Linked DNA regions of Homo sapiens: region 2 is linked to region 1. Evidence: read pairs that join two places in POLR2A ChIA-PET (ENCODE). Cell type or tissue: GM12878. All regions are shown on one strand. Each heading gives the region's core, and the rest is flanking DNA. Links, peaks and the distances in the headings are about the cores only.

Region 1 (8,262 bases), core at 3,251-8,250:
GAAACATTTGGGCAAGAGAACCCTAAATAAGAAATTTGACTTTCTGCAGCAAGCAATGAGGGTTTAGGGTATTAAGATAGTGATGTTAGATGGTGAGCTGGGACTTTACCAGCGCAGGACAACCAGACACATTGGTTATACGTAGAATGGCTGTCTCACAGCAGAAATTGTCTTCTTTTAAGGAAGAATAGATCCATCTGGTGGCCTTTAGTGGATAATTCTACCAAAGGTCTTTTTAAAAAGCCTTCTCAGCTTTAGCCGCAGTTAATTTTAGAAAGCTGGCTATGAACCAGATGAAATTAAGCCAAGTGCTGGAAGAACCCCCTGTTCCCATGCCTCCTCTAAACTCTCTGGCAGCGTTGAAAGCAGAGATCTTGTGTTGTCAGTTCAACACCAACACTGTGTCATAAGCTACTAGTACCAAGGACATGTAAATGCCTGCCCAATATCTTCCAACTGAAGTATTCAGATGAAAGATCAAGAAAATGGGGCCAAAATTTACTTTCAAATGGAAAAAATCTGCAATTTTTTAATGAATATAATAATTGTTAAATGGGTTATAACTATATTATAGTTAAAACAAGTTTTTAAAAGGGATTAGAAAATGATACTCAGAAATATTCATCTAAAGGATAACAGAAAAACTAGTCAGGGGATCATACCAATGATATAATTTGAATGAAATTGTTGAGGCCCAAAGAAAACAGACTTCTTTAGGTTATAGTGGAAGTCATTCTAAACAGGTCTTTATTATTATTATTATTATTGAGACAGAATCTTGCTCTGTCGCCCAGGCTGGAGTGCAGTGGTATGATCTCAGCTCACTGTAATCTCCGCCTCCCGGGTTCAAGTGATTCTCTTGCCTCAGCCTCCAGAGTAGCTGGGATTACAGGCATGCATGTCATGCCCCGCTAGATTTTGTATTTTTAGTAGAGACAGGGTTTCACCATGTTGGCCAGGCTGGTCTCAAACTCCTGACCTCAAGTGATCCTCTTGCCTTGGCCTCCCAAAGTGCTGGGATTACAGGCGTGAGCCACCACGCCTGGCCTAAACAGGTCTTAATCACATCATTCCTTCATTTTATAACTATTAACTAAACAACTTTTAAGTGTGAGGTACTGTTAGGCTCTGAGGACACAAAAATGTTTTATGTATGGAGATAGAGGACAGCTAGAAGAGATAGAGAGGAAAACAAAAAATTCCAATTCAATATGCTGTGTTGTGCCTAAGAAACTTTTGACATATTAACTCTCAGATATCCAATTTAAGTTTTAAAAGACTTTGTATTGATAAAGCAATGCAGTTTATGTGAACCAAGCAAAATGTAGCACCTCAAAGATGACTCATTCCTCAATCTGTGTTTGTTTTTTATTACAAAACTAAAAGCACAAATGTGAGTGACTCAGAATATAAGGTTTTTATTCACAGATGACCTGATCATGTATGTAGAAAATCCTAAAGAATTCACACAAAAAAAGCTACTAAAGCATTGTGCATTTGGCTAGGTCACAGGATACAAGGTCATTATATCAAAATCAATTGTATTTTTACATACTGGCCATAAACATTTGGAAACTGGAAGTTAAATATAAATACATGAAATAACATGAAACATTTTAGGATAAACTTAACAAAGTATGTGCAAGACCTAAACACTAAAAAATATTTCTGAAAATATTAAAGAAGATCTAAATAAATGGAGAGATATCCCATGTTCATGGATTGGAAAACTCAATATCATTAAGATGTCAGTTCTCCCTAAAATGATCTATAGATTCAATGCAATCCCAATCAAAATCTGAACAGGCATTCTTGTAGGAATTGACTAGTGAATTATAAAATTTATGTGAAAATGTAAAGTCCTGGAATAGTAAAATCTTTTGTTTCTTTTTTTTTTTTTAAGGAGAGCAAAGTTGAGGACTACATAATTTCTTGACTTATAAAGCTACAATAATCAGTGCAGTATGGTATGCTGTCAGGGTAGAAAATAGATCAACAGAACAGAATAGAGTCCAGAAATAGACCCACATGTATGTGGTCAAAGATGCCAGGTAAGTCAATGGGAACAGAATACTCTTTTAATATTGTTGAACAACTAAATAATCACATGGAGAAAAATGAACCTCAATCTTGACCTCACACTGCACAGAAAAGTCTACTTGAAATGGGTCATAGACTTAAATGTAAAAGCTAAAACTGTCAGTCCTTTAGGACAAAACATCAAAGAAAGTCTTCACAACTTTGGGGTAGGTAAATATTTCTTAGACACATAAAGCATTAGCCCCATAAATTTTTTTTCAATAAATTAGACATCATCAGGATTAAGATCTTTTGCTCTTAAAAAGATGCCATTAATAAAATGAAAAAGTGGCCAGGTGTGGTGGCTCACGCCTGTAATCTCAGCACTTTGGGAGGTCAAGGCGGGTGGATCACAAGGTCAGGAGCTCAAGACCAGCCTAGCCACTATGGTGAAACCCCGTCTCTACCAAAAATACAAAAATTAGCTGGGCTTGGTGGTGGGCGCCTGAGTCCCAGCTACTCAGGAGGCTGAAGCAGCAGAATCGCTTGAACCCAGGAGGCAGAGGTTGCAGTGAGCTGAGATCATGTCACTGCACTCCAGCCTGGGCAACAGAGCAATCAATCAATAAATAATCAATCAATCAATCAATAAAGTGAAAAAGCAAGTTATGTTCTGGGAGAATACACTTGTAAAACACATATTTCACAAAAGACTTACATCCAGAATATATAAAGAACTTTCAGCAACTTAATAAAAAGACAAACAACTCACTTTAAAAGTGAGAAAAAGATGTGAACAGATACTTCATAAAGAAGATATATGAAGATATATGAATGGCAAATGAAAATATACTCAATAAAACTGGTCATCAGAGAAATTCAAATTAACTTAAAAGAGTGGTTAAGTTGGTTTTGTTGTTGTTGTTGTTGTTTTGTTTTGTTTGTCTTTTAGAGAGGATCTCAGTCTGTCACCCAGGCTGGAGTGCAGTGGGGCAAACATGGCTCACTGCAGCCTCAACCCCCTGGGCTCAAGTGCTTCTCCTGCCTCAGCCTCCTGAATAGCTCAGACCACAGCCAGCCAATTTTTAATTTTTTTGTAGACTCTGAATCTCTCCACATTGTCCAGATGGTCTTGAACTCCTGGGCTCAAGTCATCCTCCTGCCTTGGCCTCCTAAAGTGCTGGGATTACAGGCATGAGCCACTGCACCCAGCTAAATTTAAAAATACTAACAATAACAAATGTTGACAAAAATGTGGAGCATCTGAAACCCACACATTACTGGTAGGAATGAAAGAGGGTAAATTCCCTTTGGAAAAGAGTTTGAGAGTCTCTCAAAATGTTTAACATACACTTATTATATGACTCAGCAATTCTACTCCTGGCAATTTTCCAAGAGAAATAAGGATATGTCAACAAAAAGATTTGTACCCAAATGCCCATGACAGTTTCATTTGTAATAGATCCAAATTGTCAATAATCCAAATGGCTATTGACAGGATAATGAATAATAAAACTGTGACATATCCATACAATGGGACACTACATGACAATATAAAAGAACAAAAGACTTATATACACAACACCATGGATAAATCTGGAAAACATTATGCTGAAAGAAGACAACACAAAACAATACATTCTATATTATTCTGTTTGCATGAAATTCTATGCCAGACAAAACTAATCTATAGTGACAAAAAGATCAGTATGGGGTGTATTGACTGCAAAGAGGTGCAGGGAAATTTTCATGGTAATAGATATATTCTATATCTTGATTGCATTGGTGGTTATATTATATATATATAGTCAAAACTCATTGAACTATTTGCTTATAATGATTAGGTATCAATAAATTTAATTTTTGCCTGGGCAATGGTGGCTTACACCTGTAATCCCAGCACTGTAGGAGGCCGAGGCAGGCGGATCACTTGAGGTCAGGAGTTCAAGACCAGTCTGGCCAACATGGTTAAACCCCGTCTCTACTAAAAATACACAAATTAGCTGGGCAAGGTGGCACATGCCTGTAATCCCAGCTACTCGGGAAGCTGAGGTAGGAGAATCACTTGAAGCTGGGAGGCAGAGGCGGAGGTTTCAGTGAGCCGAGATCGTACCACTGCACTCCAGCCTGGATGACAGAGCGAAACTCCGTCTCAAAAAAAACAAAGTTAATTTTTGAAAAATAATAAAGTGAAGAAAACCTTAAATGAAAGAGACTTTGGGCACTCATAAAGAGGTTTGTTTATGAAGTGATTGTAGTATTATTAAGGCCAACTTATCAAGTACTTTGTCACTGTAAACAGAATAGCAAGCAGCCTTAGGGAATTGGCAATAGCTTAGTTCATGGGAATTTGCATTTCATTTCAACAAAAGAATTACGGACATGACGATATTATGTTTATTAGACAAAAACAATATATTGGTTAAGATTTCAGCCCATGGAGTCAGACTGAGCCGAATTCAAATTACTACAGGTTGACTATCCCTCATCCCAAACGCTTGGGACCAGAAGTGTTTTGGATTCAGGATTTTTTCAGGTTTTGGAATATTTGCATATACATAATGAGATATCTTGGGGACGAGACCCATGTGTAAACAGGAAATTCATTTATGTGTCATATACACTATATTAAGGAAGGTATTAAAGAAGAACTAAATAAATGAAGGTAACTTTATTTTTCCCTTGGGGACGCTGAAAAAACTGTTGTGCACCTGTATTTTGACTGAGACCCATCACATGTAGTCAGGTGTGGAATTTTCTACTTGTGGTATCATGTGGGCTTTCAAAAATTTCAGATTTTGGAACATTTTAGATTTTGAATTTTTGGATTAGGGATGCTCAACCTGTATCTCTGTATCCTCGGACAAATTGCTAAACATTAATATATCCATTCACTTTTCTGTGAAATCAGGATGCCAACGTCATCTATGATATAGGATTGTTTTTAAAAAGTACTCTGTGTTTTGCAAGACATATAATAGCTTAATAAATGTTAGTCATTATTCTTAAGTTATAGCCATGGCTCTTCCCAGTACCCCTGTGAGGTAAACAGGGATGGTACTATAATCTCCAGTCAGCGCTGGAAATCAAGATAGGATGGTAAAATATTATTACTCTCCTCAGCATCATAAGCCTTTTTACAGCAGAGCTGGAATCAGTCCCTAGAGCTCCAGAATTCTATTTCTATACTCTTGGCATTACACCATTCTTTATTTCCACTTGCTATAAAATGTCAGGGCACGAGAAGAGGACAGGGCCACTGAGGCAGACATCCTATGGTTATAGCTCAGTAAAGATTTAATCTAAAGGCCAGACTGGTTCCAGGAAGTGCTGAAAGATTATTCCAGAGCAGTGCCACTCAGTGTGTGGTCCACAAGCTGAACTGTTTCTGTTTCACAGGGAAATAAGAATAAAAATTGAGAATATGTGTTTAGAAACTTTTATAGCAATTTGACATAGTGATTTTATTCTTTTTCTTTTTCTTTTTTAGAAATGGGGTCTCACTGTTGCCCAGGCTGGAGTACAGTGGCTACTCACAGACACAATCCCACTACTGATCAGCACTGGAGTTTTGACCTGCTCCATTTCTGACCTGGGCAAGTTCACCCCTTCTTAGGCAACCTATGGTCCCCTGCTCCTGGGAGGTGGGAGGTCACTATATTGATTCAGAATTCAGCGTGGAGACCCAATCAGCATAGAGCACTATAGCCCAGAACTACTGGACTCAAGTGATCCTCCTGCCTCAGCCTCCTGAGTAGTTGGGTCTATAGGCACAGACTAGCATGCCTGACAACATCGTGATTTTATATCTGTTGAATTTAAAAATAAAAACTGTGTTTGTATTGTCTATGTTATTTTTAACCATTTATTTTTCCAGAAACTTAATTGTATTTTATTTTACAAAAGTATCAGTCTGTGACAGATTTGAAAATAAACAAACAGGTCAAGGGAAAAGACACCCTTGAGTCTTGAGAATGAATGGGCAAGAGTGGAGAAAAGAAGGTGGAGAGAAGGGTGATAGTTCTTGAAAACCAGGCAGTTCCTTTACAGAATGGATAAGGGATGCATAGGACCATTTGAATTATTCACTGAATTACCAAATTACTATCCAAACTAAATTTATTCAAGACAGACCTAAAAAGAGACATCACGGTGTGGGGAAGGTAGTAAGATTAGTAAGAACTGCAACCACTTCCTTTTCCTGCTTTTAGTCGTCTCAGCTCTACAGCTACTGTTTTGTTTTGTTTGTTTGTTTTTTGTTTTTTCATTTTGGGATCTGTCAGTGTTAGCATCTACAGCTACTGTTCTCCTCTCCAATTTCCCTCTCCTTTCCAAGGACCATGGTGATTCCCATCAGATGTTAAAGACTGACTTAGCCCACACTAACGAGAGGGAATCCCCAAATAGTGGAGACTTACTACTGGAAAGTCCTCTAGAGGTCTTTTTGATCCAGATGGGCAAAATGAGAATCAGAGAGGAAAAGGGACTTGTCTAAAGCCACCTGGCCTGTTACCAGCAGATACCAGGCTTTCACTCCTTGATAACCTGGGTAAATGGGAGATGAGCGAGATTTTTTTGTCAATATCTCCATCGTTTATTCTATCTGATAGATTCAGTTAGGTTAACAAGGAAATGTGCAGGGTCACCATGTTGTACCACTCCAGGCAGCACCCGTCAGAGTGATCTGTGTATAGGAGTTGTGCAATCCAACAGTCCAGGTAGACACCACTTAGGAGAAAAAAGGGCTGTTGTCTGTTTACATGTTTGTTAGATTTTAGAAAGGAAATCTGATTAAACTAACCTATATTAACAGGAAACAAAACTAACATCACTGAGCTGCTCAGAAGTGCTAAGTACTGCATTAGACATTGGCTATCCCATTGACCTGTAACTATACATCTTCAGGGTGGCTATTTTTTTTTAAGTTATTTCATTTTTTTATGAGGGTTGCTTGCTCTTTTTTTTTTTTTTTTTTTTTTTTTTGCCAATGCCTACTATATTGCAAGTCGTCATGGCGGAGTGTTGGGAAGTTTTCAATTAGCAATAATCACACCTCGGATAAACCTCATTGGCTACAATACCACCAAAGGCATGAAGTGTGCATCCTCATCTGGACAATTCCCAGAATACCAGCGTTGAGTGGCCTTTATTCAGAAAAGGAAAAGGGTCTTGTGGTTTTTTTTTTTTTTTTTTTGATCTATGAGTCTATAGAGGGGTATCACAGAAGCTTCCTGAATGACCCTGTTCCATTGTTTCAATCTTTTTCCAGAATGGCATGGTTTAAGAATAATATTCATTATAGCTACTTAATTGAAACCATTTATTTATTTATTTATTTATTTATTTATTTATTTATTTATTGAGACTGAGTCTCGCTCTATCACCCTGGCTGGAGTGCAGTGGTGCGATCTCAGCTCACTGCAACCTGTGCCTCCTGGGTTCAAGAGACTCTCGTGCTTCGGCCTCCTGAGTAGCTGGGATTACAGGTGCCCGCCACCACGCCCATCTAATTTTTGTATTTTTAGTAGACACAGGGTTTCATCATGTTGCCCATGCTGGTCTTGAACTCCTGACCTCAAGTGATCTTCCTCGCTCGGCCTTCCAAAGTTTTGGGATTACAAGCGTGAGCCACCACGCCCGGCCGAAACCATTTATTTCTGATTAAACAATGTGGTATTGTCATCCAGTTGTAGAAACTTGTGCCAGGCTTTCACAGTATGTTGCTTGTGCAATGTGGTCATCCACTGACACTTTTTAAAATCTAGAGGTAAAAACACTGCTTTTAGGGTGCGGTAGGGGGAGTTAAAAATGGAGCTTAAAACTGTATTAATCTTGCCATTTTGTGTGTAGTTGTTGAATTTTTGCTTGTTACACTATTTATTGTGTCTACCTTGCTACTAATGTTTGACATTCTGATACTATCCAAAGCAGATGGTCCTGGTTAGATGATCCTGAATCATCCGTGGAAGAGAGAAGGGGATCTCTCAGCCTGAATGTATGACATATCCCACAGAAACCCCTGGATATGTCTGTAAGTTCCTTTTATCTTCTGGTATCGGAGGGTTTTGTTTGTTTGTTTGTTTCTGGTAAAATGCATATGGGGCTATAATCTTAAAGATCCCTGAACATCGTTGCCAAAATAGTTTTTATCAACAGGTTTTCCAAGTGTTACATTTCTTCATATTACCATTCATGGCTTCCAACTTCTGTCAAATAGCTAAGTACAAATCTGTATTTTAAAAG
Region 2 (8,262 bases), core at 1,330-6,329, 180 kb before region 1:
TGACAGAAACAATGATCTGGTTCCAGTTTGAACTGGGGTTTTAGGAATGAAAGGTACTGAGGCTTACTACAGATGTCAGTAACTATTTAGCCCAAGAACTATGTTACACAGATATGAACATATGCATGTATAGGGATTAGGGTTGCCACATATACCAAATAAAATTACAAAATGCCCAGTTAAATTTGAGTTGCATGGGGCATACTTATACTAAATTGTTATCCATTGTTTACCTGATTTTATTGACAAATTATAGTTGTATACATTCATGGGGTACAAGATGATGTTTTGATGTAAGTATACAATGTGGTGTGATTAAATTAAGCTGATTAACATATTGATCACCACACTTAGACTTATCATTTTTTATGGTAAGACATTTGAAATTTACTCTTAGTTACTTTGAAATATATAATACGTTACTATTGACTGTAGTCACCCTTGTGTACAATAAATATTAGAATCGATTCCTCCTGTTTATCTGAAACTTTGTACCCTTTGATAAACAACTCCCCATTCCCCTATCTAAAACTTTATACCCTTTGACTAGCAACTCCCCATTTCCCCGCTCCCTACTCCCCCAGCCTCTGGTAACAGCTGTTCCACTTTCCACTTCGAGGAGTTCAACTTCATTGGATTCCACATATAGTGAGATCATCTGAAACATATGGTACTTATCTTTCTGTAACTGGCTTATTTCACTTAGCATAACGTCTTTCAGGTTCCTCCATGTTTTCAAAAATGACAGGATGAAATACAAATTTCAAACTGGATGTGCCATATTTTATCAGGCAACCCTAATATAGGTATCAAAGGGTACATGAATGGCAGTATAGGAGAAAAAAAACCAAGCAACTGGATAGGAAAAATAAAACACTATTAAAGTAATAATAAAGCAGCAAACCCAGGAAGAGAGACCCATTATGATTAAAGACAACACAAATATCTCAAGTTATATATTTAGAAGTTCTTTAGCTTAAGCATTTTTTTGGGGGGGTGAAGCTTTCAGAATTAACTGTGAAACTTCACATACAAACTACCTTCCAGGTAACTGCCATTTTGACATGCAGGACGAAGAAGCCAATACTATCAAAGGCCCTTTACTCTTAGTCCAGGATTTGCTCAAGGCCTGTAGCTTACATGCTTTCAGGCCCATCTGAATCACAAGGGCAGCAATTCTTGCCTTTGCCCCAAACCTACTTGTGCTGAAACAGAGATTCTATATTTTCTATAAGTTCCCTATGTAATTTTATGTGCAGTCAGCTAGGTATTGGCTTGGGGATTTGAAAAGCAGATACCAAAAAGAAAAAAAAAAGGCACCACTGAATTCAACACATGAATAAGAGAAACCAAGTTCCTCATTTTCTTTTAAATATGTTAACGAAGGAACAGAAAATCAAATACTGCATGTTCTCATTTATAAGTGGAAGCTAAATGATGAGAATTCATGAGCAAAAAATCCCTTTTTCATTTAATTCAGAAAAATATCCAGTTTCCTATTCTATAGAAAGATGTTAGGGCAAGCAAGGAAGGGGTAAGGGCTCATGAAATGACCAACTTCCTGGAAAAATAGCTATGCTGTCATGCAACCACCAGTACCAATCATTTCTTCAACAAATACTTAGTGAGTCCCTCCTCCGTTCCAGGCAAATCTCCTTCTCAAGGAGCTTACATTCTAGAAGTCCTCTTTATTACCTTCCTTTATTTGTAAATTAAATACAGATATAATTTACAAATTAGATGCTAGAATATTCCCAAAGCAATCTGGTTAACTGGCTGTTTCATTTTACTGACCTTTGGTGTTCAGGTAAATACACACACACACACACACACACACACACACAATCATTTTAACTCTAAAAATTATGTATCTATATCCCTAGCCCCATGATACAACCTCAGCGATGTCATCTGAACTGGTGAAAGAAAAACTGTGGCCAGCTAGTTGATAGGCCTGGGTCTCAATTGCATCCAGCTTGGCTTGCATTATATGTTTCTGACTTTCACATTCTGCAGTACTAAAGCCAATTCCATTTAGTTCTAGCAAGGCCAAGCAGTACTGAGAGGGCATTTCCACCTTACGGAAAACATCTGGAAGAAAAAAGAAAATTAAAACGTTAATTCATTGGCTAAGTGGCTAGATCAGCAGCCTTACCTAAACTATACAGAATTCATCTAGGAAAATCCAGAAATGCTACCAAGGTATCCTTCAGGAGCCAGTCTCCCGAGCAGCATCCTCAAGCCAACAATGAAAGGTGGAAAAGTACAGGCTAGTTTAGCACTGGACAACTATCCTTGTCTCTGCAGAGAGTAGAAGAGTCGGCAATCTTGTGACTAGTCTGGATTACAAGAGACTGTATTTCTCCTAAGATGTTTCTGCTTCTACTCTTAGCAGCAGCATAACAATCAACCTTATTTTGAAATCCAAAATGCTCCAAAATCTGAAACTTTCTGAGCACTGACATGACACCACAATTAGGACACTCCATACCTGACTTTACGTGACAGGGCACAGTCAAAACACAGGTGTACAACACAAAGTTTATTCAGCGTCTCTAAAGGAAAAAAGCCCCTCCTTGCCCCATTCAGCTTCAATATATCTTTTCCGCCAGACAACCACAGACTGCCTACATGAGTGACTGAGACAGTGATACCTTTGCTTTCTGATGGTTCAGTGTACACAAATTTTATTTTGTGCACAAAAGTATTAAATAATTGTATAAAATTATCTTTAGGCTATGTCTATAGGTATATATGAATTCTACATTTAGACTTGGGTCTCATCCCCAAGATATCTCATTATATATATGCAAATATTCCAAAATCCAAAAAAATCTGAAACGTAAAACACTTCTGGTCCCACATTTTGGATAAGGCAGACTTAACTTATATATTAAAGGCCCTGAGAGGACCTGAAGCAAAGACAACTATTTAATTTTATTTTAAGTGAAAGTCCCAAACTTATTTGACCATTAAACCCTTTTTTCATATAATACTTATTAACATCTTGAAAAGTAAGCATCCATGGAATGTACTATAGGAAATGCTGTCCTAAATCATTAAGAAAGAATCCCTAAGACTTCAGCTTCCAGTATTGAGTCACTAGGAATCTAAGCAACCCTGGCCCACCTTCCCCAGCTCCACACAAACATTATTTGAGGCACTGCTGGTCTCAATCAGCATGAGAAATCTCCAGGGACACCCGTAACCACCACGAAAAGCAAAGAAACAAATGAGAGTTACTGGCCTCTAACTACATGCAGAAGGTACGAGACCGTCAGAGCCTGGCTTTAGAAGCCTGGAACTAGTGGAGAAATTCACGTTACTTGAGACTAGAGAAATAATGAACTTGGGTCAGAACAGGAACAATCAGAGAAGCACAAAGTAAGAGTGGCAGGAAGCTAGCCTGCATCCATAGCCATTAGGAAGGAGCAAGGTCGTTATGGGAATGGAGTCCCATAGCAAAAAAAGTTAAGGGGATATAGATCCTTGAAACAACAACAGGATGAGGAGCAGAGTCTCAGACTCCTGTTCTGAAACAAAACTCTCAAAGGCTACTGCGGTCCTTTGATGCAGAGTAGTGTGGTACCCAGCAGAGGCAGGAGCAAAACCTTTCTAAGGGAAGATTTCCCCCACGTAAGTCCTGCAGGGATCCTTGATCATAATAAATCCTGTATGAACTCACAAAAAATATGAAAAATACAAGACAGCAAAGAAATGTGAATAGGACTCAGAAGAAACAACCAAGAAGAAATTTAGATCCCCAAAACTGCAGATAAGGACTAGTTAGAATATTGCACAACTGTGAATGAACTACTTACAAAACAAAAAGTGACTAGAAACAAAGTAAAATAGTAGGAAAATAGAGAACAAGTGTATCAATAATCAAATAAGCAGAAATACATCAAGAATCACAATAAATTGGCAAATTTGTAAAAAAAAAAAAAAAAAAAAAAAAGTTAAGCCTGAAAAGTAAATGAGCTATACTTTGTTTATAAGACATGTCTGAAGATAGGGACCTAGAAAGGTTAAAAGGGATAGAAAAAAGCTATATGAACTAATATTAAGAGAAAGCTGATGTTGCCATATTCATATAAGAAAACAGACTAAGAATAAAAATCATTATTTGTAATACAGATGGTCATAATACAATAATAGAAGGTTTAATTCACCAGGAAGACAAATCATTTTTAAACACATACACACCTAATAAAGTGGCCTCAAAACAAAGTTAAAATTGATTGAATTACAGGGAAAATTAGACATAGAATATTTTAAAAACAACTTTGACTTAACAGACATATAAAATTGTGCATCCAGAATTAGAGTACACATTCTTTTGTGTGCACATAGAGCATTTACACAACAGCTCAGGTTTTAGATAATGAATCGTTGGCTAAAAATTTCAAGAATTAGTATTATACAACCATGTACTCGAACTACAACACAATTAAGTTTAAATATAATAAAAATACAAAATAAAAGTTTCTAAATATTTGGGAATTAAAAACCATTCTTCTAAATAATTTGTGAGTGAAAAAATATACCAGAAATCTAAAAATATCTAGCATGATAAGAATATTATCAGGCCAGGAATAGTGGCTCACACCTGTAATCCCAGCACTTTGGGAGGCAAAGGCAGGAGGACTGCTTGAGGGCAAGAGTTTGAGACCAGCCTGGGCAACATAGCAAGACCCTCATCTCTACAAAAAAAAAAAAATGTGTGTGTGTGTGTGTGTGTGTGTATACACATCAAAACTGTAGAATACAATAAAAGTAGTGCTTTGAGGAAAATTTATAGCTATATATATATATTTTGTTTGTTTGTTTGTTTTTGTGATACAGATCCTCACTCTATTGCCCAGACTGGAGTGCAGTGGCAGAATCTCTGCTCACTGCAACCTCCGCCTCCGGTATTCTCGTGCCTCAGCCTCCTGAGTAGCTGGGATTACAGGTGCATGCAACCACACCCAGCTAATTTTTGATTTTTAGTAGAGACAGGGTTTCACCATGTTGGCCAGGCTGGTCTCAAACTCCTGGCCTCAAGTGATCCACCCACCTCAGCCTCCCAGAGTGCTAGGATTACAGGCATGAGCCACTGCACCCGGCTGCCTTATATTCTTAAGTTAGAAAAGAAAAAAAATAATTTGAGAAGTAATGGTTTTAAGGTCAAAGTTATGAATATTGAAAAATGACTACAAAATAAAGTCAGGGGAACTAGAAGAAAACAGATAATATAGATGTGGACAGAAATCAAGGAAATACAAAACAAAAGTAATAGGAAGAATCAAAGGCAAAGGTTGGTTCTTTGAAAAGACTAGAAAATTGGGAAAACTTCAAGTGACATTAAATAATAATATTATGAAAGAAAAAGAGAATATAACAAATAAACCAGAGACGTAAAAAAGAGAGACTTAGCAATAGCTGTATATCAATAAATTTGAAAATTTAGATGAAACATAAATTCCTTAAAAATATATAGGTTGGGAATGTCACAGTGGAGTAATAAAAAGAAAAAAAAGATTTGGAAAAAAAATATATATATATAGCTTACCAAATATATTCAAAAAGAAATAACTGAATAATCTTACAGTTATTAAAGAAATCAAAGTTGCAGTTAAAATATCTTTCTATGTCAGATGAGAATACCTCCTGGCTAACAGAAAAATTTTAAAAATAAAACATATCTATATCTCTTTCTACAAAGAAATAATTATATTCAAACTAAATCTGATAGCTGTCTACATTCTCTCCAAAAACTTCCCTTATCTCAGTGCACTTCAATTCTTGAATTCTATGAATAAGAAAGCATTAACACTGTAAAAAATGCATTTAATACCTCCTAACCACCCTTTTTTTTTTGAGATGGGGTCTCACTATGTGGTCCAGGCTGGTCTCAAACTTCTGGGCTCCAGTGATCCTCCCACCTTAGACTCCTGAGTAGCTGAGACTACAGGCAGGAACCACTGAGCCAGCCTAGCCACACATTTTTGAAAGTGCAGAAAAAAAAAGGAGCTTTCAAAAGCACATTGAAATTGTGAAAGTTAAAAATTATAATAATCAACTAACATAATAAGCACCTGCTCTGTGACAAACACTGCCCATATTCACTATCTTATTTAATCCTTAGAACAACTTTATAAGAACCAGACTTACAGTTTCAGTAGTTTGCCCAAAGTCCCTCAGCTCATAAGTGGATAACCCAGATCCAAACCCTAGTCTGTATGAATTCATCCATCTATTTTCTAGTACCTATTGATTAGTCAATAAATTCGGTCACTCCTCACAATGAAGCCAAATTTGTTCTACTTCACATCTCTACCATAAGCATCCGTTAAGCTCTCTGTAGTCAGGGTGCTTGATCTGGGCCAGCAGATAACAATGACAATAAATTCATGTTATTTGTCATGAGGGAAAAAAGAGACTCTCATGATTATCCCTTGCTGTGAAAAAACATCTGTTTGTTAATAGTTCCAAAAAGAAAAGAGTTAACTTTTTGAAATCCATTAAGGATGTCTTCTAAGGGTGAATAAAAATCCTTTGATAAAGTTCAAATACAAAATTACCAACAACTGCATAAATGCGATTTTGTAATTCTCTTCTTCACACAAGGGCCAGAAGTCAGCAAATTATGGCCAAACTAACATTAGATGCATGTTTTTGTAAAGTGTTATTGGAAGACAGCCATTTGTTTTGGTCTTGTCTACAGCTGCTCTTTTGCTACAATGGCAGAGTTGAGTATTTGTGATAGAGATTGTTTAGTTTACAAAGCCAAAAATATTTACTCTCTGGCCTTTTACAGAAAAAAAGCACTAGACAATCCAAAGGTAGGATTTGCATAAATGTGTAATTTACCCATTTTTGATAAAGAGTGGCTAAATCTCTATCTCTAATCTATAACATAAAAATGCCAGAAACTTGGTTTTTACCTTGAAGGTTTTCCTTCTGCAACAAAGAGTTGAGCTGATTCATAGAGTTGAAGATGAGAATGGACTCCACAGATGCTCTGTATCGCCCAGAATGCTCACTGCCAGCATTTAGCCCCAGGCTTTGAATCCCTTGGCTGGTCTCCATCCCTTCTAGGAGTGGAAGCTCATGAGGAAGAAAACTGGTAACTATGCTATGAAGAGTCGGCTCCTGAGAATCTGGATCTAGTAACCAGCATGCCACCTGAATGGGATAGCAATGAGAATATTTTCCTGATTTTTTTCAAAGACACTTATGTACCTCTAAATGAAAAGGGAAAAAAACAAAGCTCATTTCTAACCTCACTCATTTTCATTTAATATTTATTCAGTGGTCTTCCCAGGAAAGAAGGAAAGAATAATTGTAACAGGACTCATTTTTGGTAGCAACAACAGCAGTAGCTTTCAAAGAAAGGAAAGTTGTAACTATTCCATTCCTACAATGCTCAGGCCGATCCAGTTTAGCAGTAGGCTTGAAAAACAAGTGTGTCTCAGCAAACTCAAACCATGTGTCTGAAAATGAAGATGGACTCCTCCACTAAGGCTAATTTGGGCTAAGCTACTGTAATAAAGATGGGCCTGTGAGGTTTTAGGTATATTTAGTTCTTTCATCATCAAAAGAAGTGAGGCGCCGGGCGCAGTGGCTGACACCTGTAATCCCAGCACTTTGGGAGACTGAGGCGGGTTGATCACCTGAGGTCAGAAGTTCAAGACTAGCCTGGTCAACATGGTGAAACCCTGTCTCTACTAAATATACAAAAAATTAGCTGGGCATGGTGGTGGGCACCTGTAATCCCAGCTACTCAGGAGGCTGAGGCAAAAGAATCGCTTGAACCTGGGAGGCGGAGGTTGCAGTGAGCCGAGATTGCACCACTGCACTCCAGCCTGGGCAACAAGAGCAAAACTTCGTCTCAAAAAAAAAAAAAAGTGACGCATAAATGTTTTACCATTAAAAGTTTATATCCAGAGTTTCAGAAAGCCTCTACACTTTCCCCTCAGAATGGGGGGGGTCTGTCACCAGAATCATCCAATTATTCATTTGATTGCTATTTCCAACTTCCTCATAAGACTAGGAGTCCTGTAGTTTCTAATACTAGATCAGGCAGATCATTAACTGGATTAGAATAAGGGAATCTAAGCCCTGTTCATAATTCTGACAATTACTTTACTATATGACTCAATTCTTTCTTTTGTAGGTTAAGAATAAAGTTTTATAGGGGAATATTGAGTGAAATAGTCTGATGTAAAAGTTAACATGTTTCTTAACTGAGTCATCATTACGAAGAGTGCATCATAC

Evidence for each region. Peaks named below come from ENCODE experiments on the same cell type or tissue, not always from the same donor. Only the 100,000 strongest peaks of a DNase experiment are listed, where the experiment ranks them.
Region 2: POLR2A ChIA-PET joins it to region 1 with 5 read pairs; 2 of 35 experiments call an interaction of 5 or more read pairs at or near these places.

The regions. Positions count from the first base shown.
Region 1 is chr3:121,648,487-121,656,748 of GRCh38, forward strand. The region is part of intron 3 of HCLS1 (hematopoietic cell-specific Lyn substrate 1); the gene reads right to left. It also overlaps the pseudogene RN7SL172P and the pseudogene RNU4-62P. Among named protein-coding and RNA genes, the nearest start is that of HCLS1, 8.3 kb to the right of the region's middle. In GM12878, for the core only: no CTCF peak of the experiment used is centred there; a DNase peak (open chromatin) is centred at 6,267; H3K4me3 peaks cover 646 bases; H3K27ac peaks cover 1,368 bases.
Region 2 is chr3:121,474,643-121,482,904 of GRCh38, forward strand. POLQ (DNA polymerase theta) reads right to left here. Exons shown (of 30, transcript NM_199420.4): 19 at 6,930-7,170; 20 at 1,898-2,091. Among named protein-coding and RNA genes, the nearest start is that of POLQ, 67 kb to the right of the region's middle. In GM12878, for the core only: no CTCF peak of the experiment used is centred there; no DNase peak of the experiment used is centred there.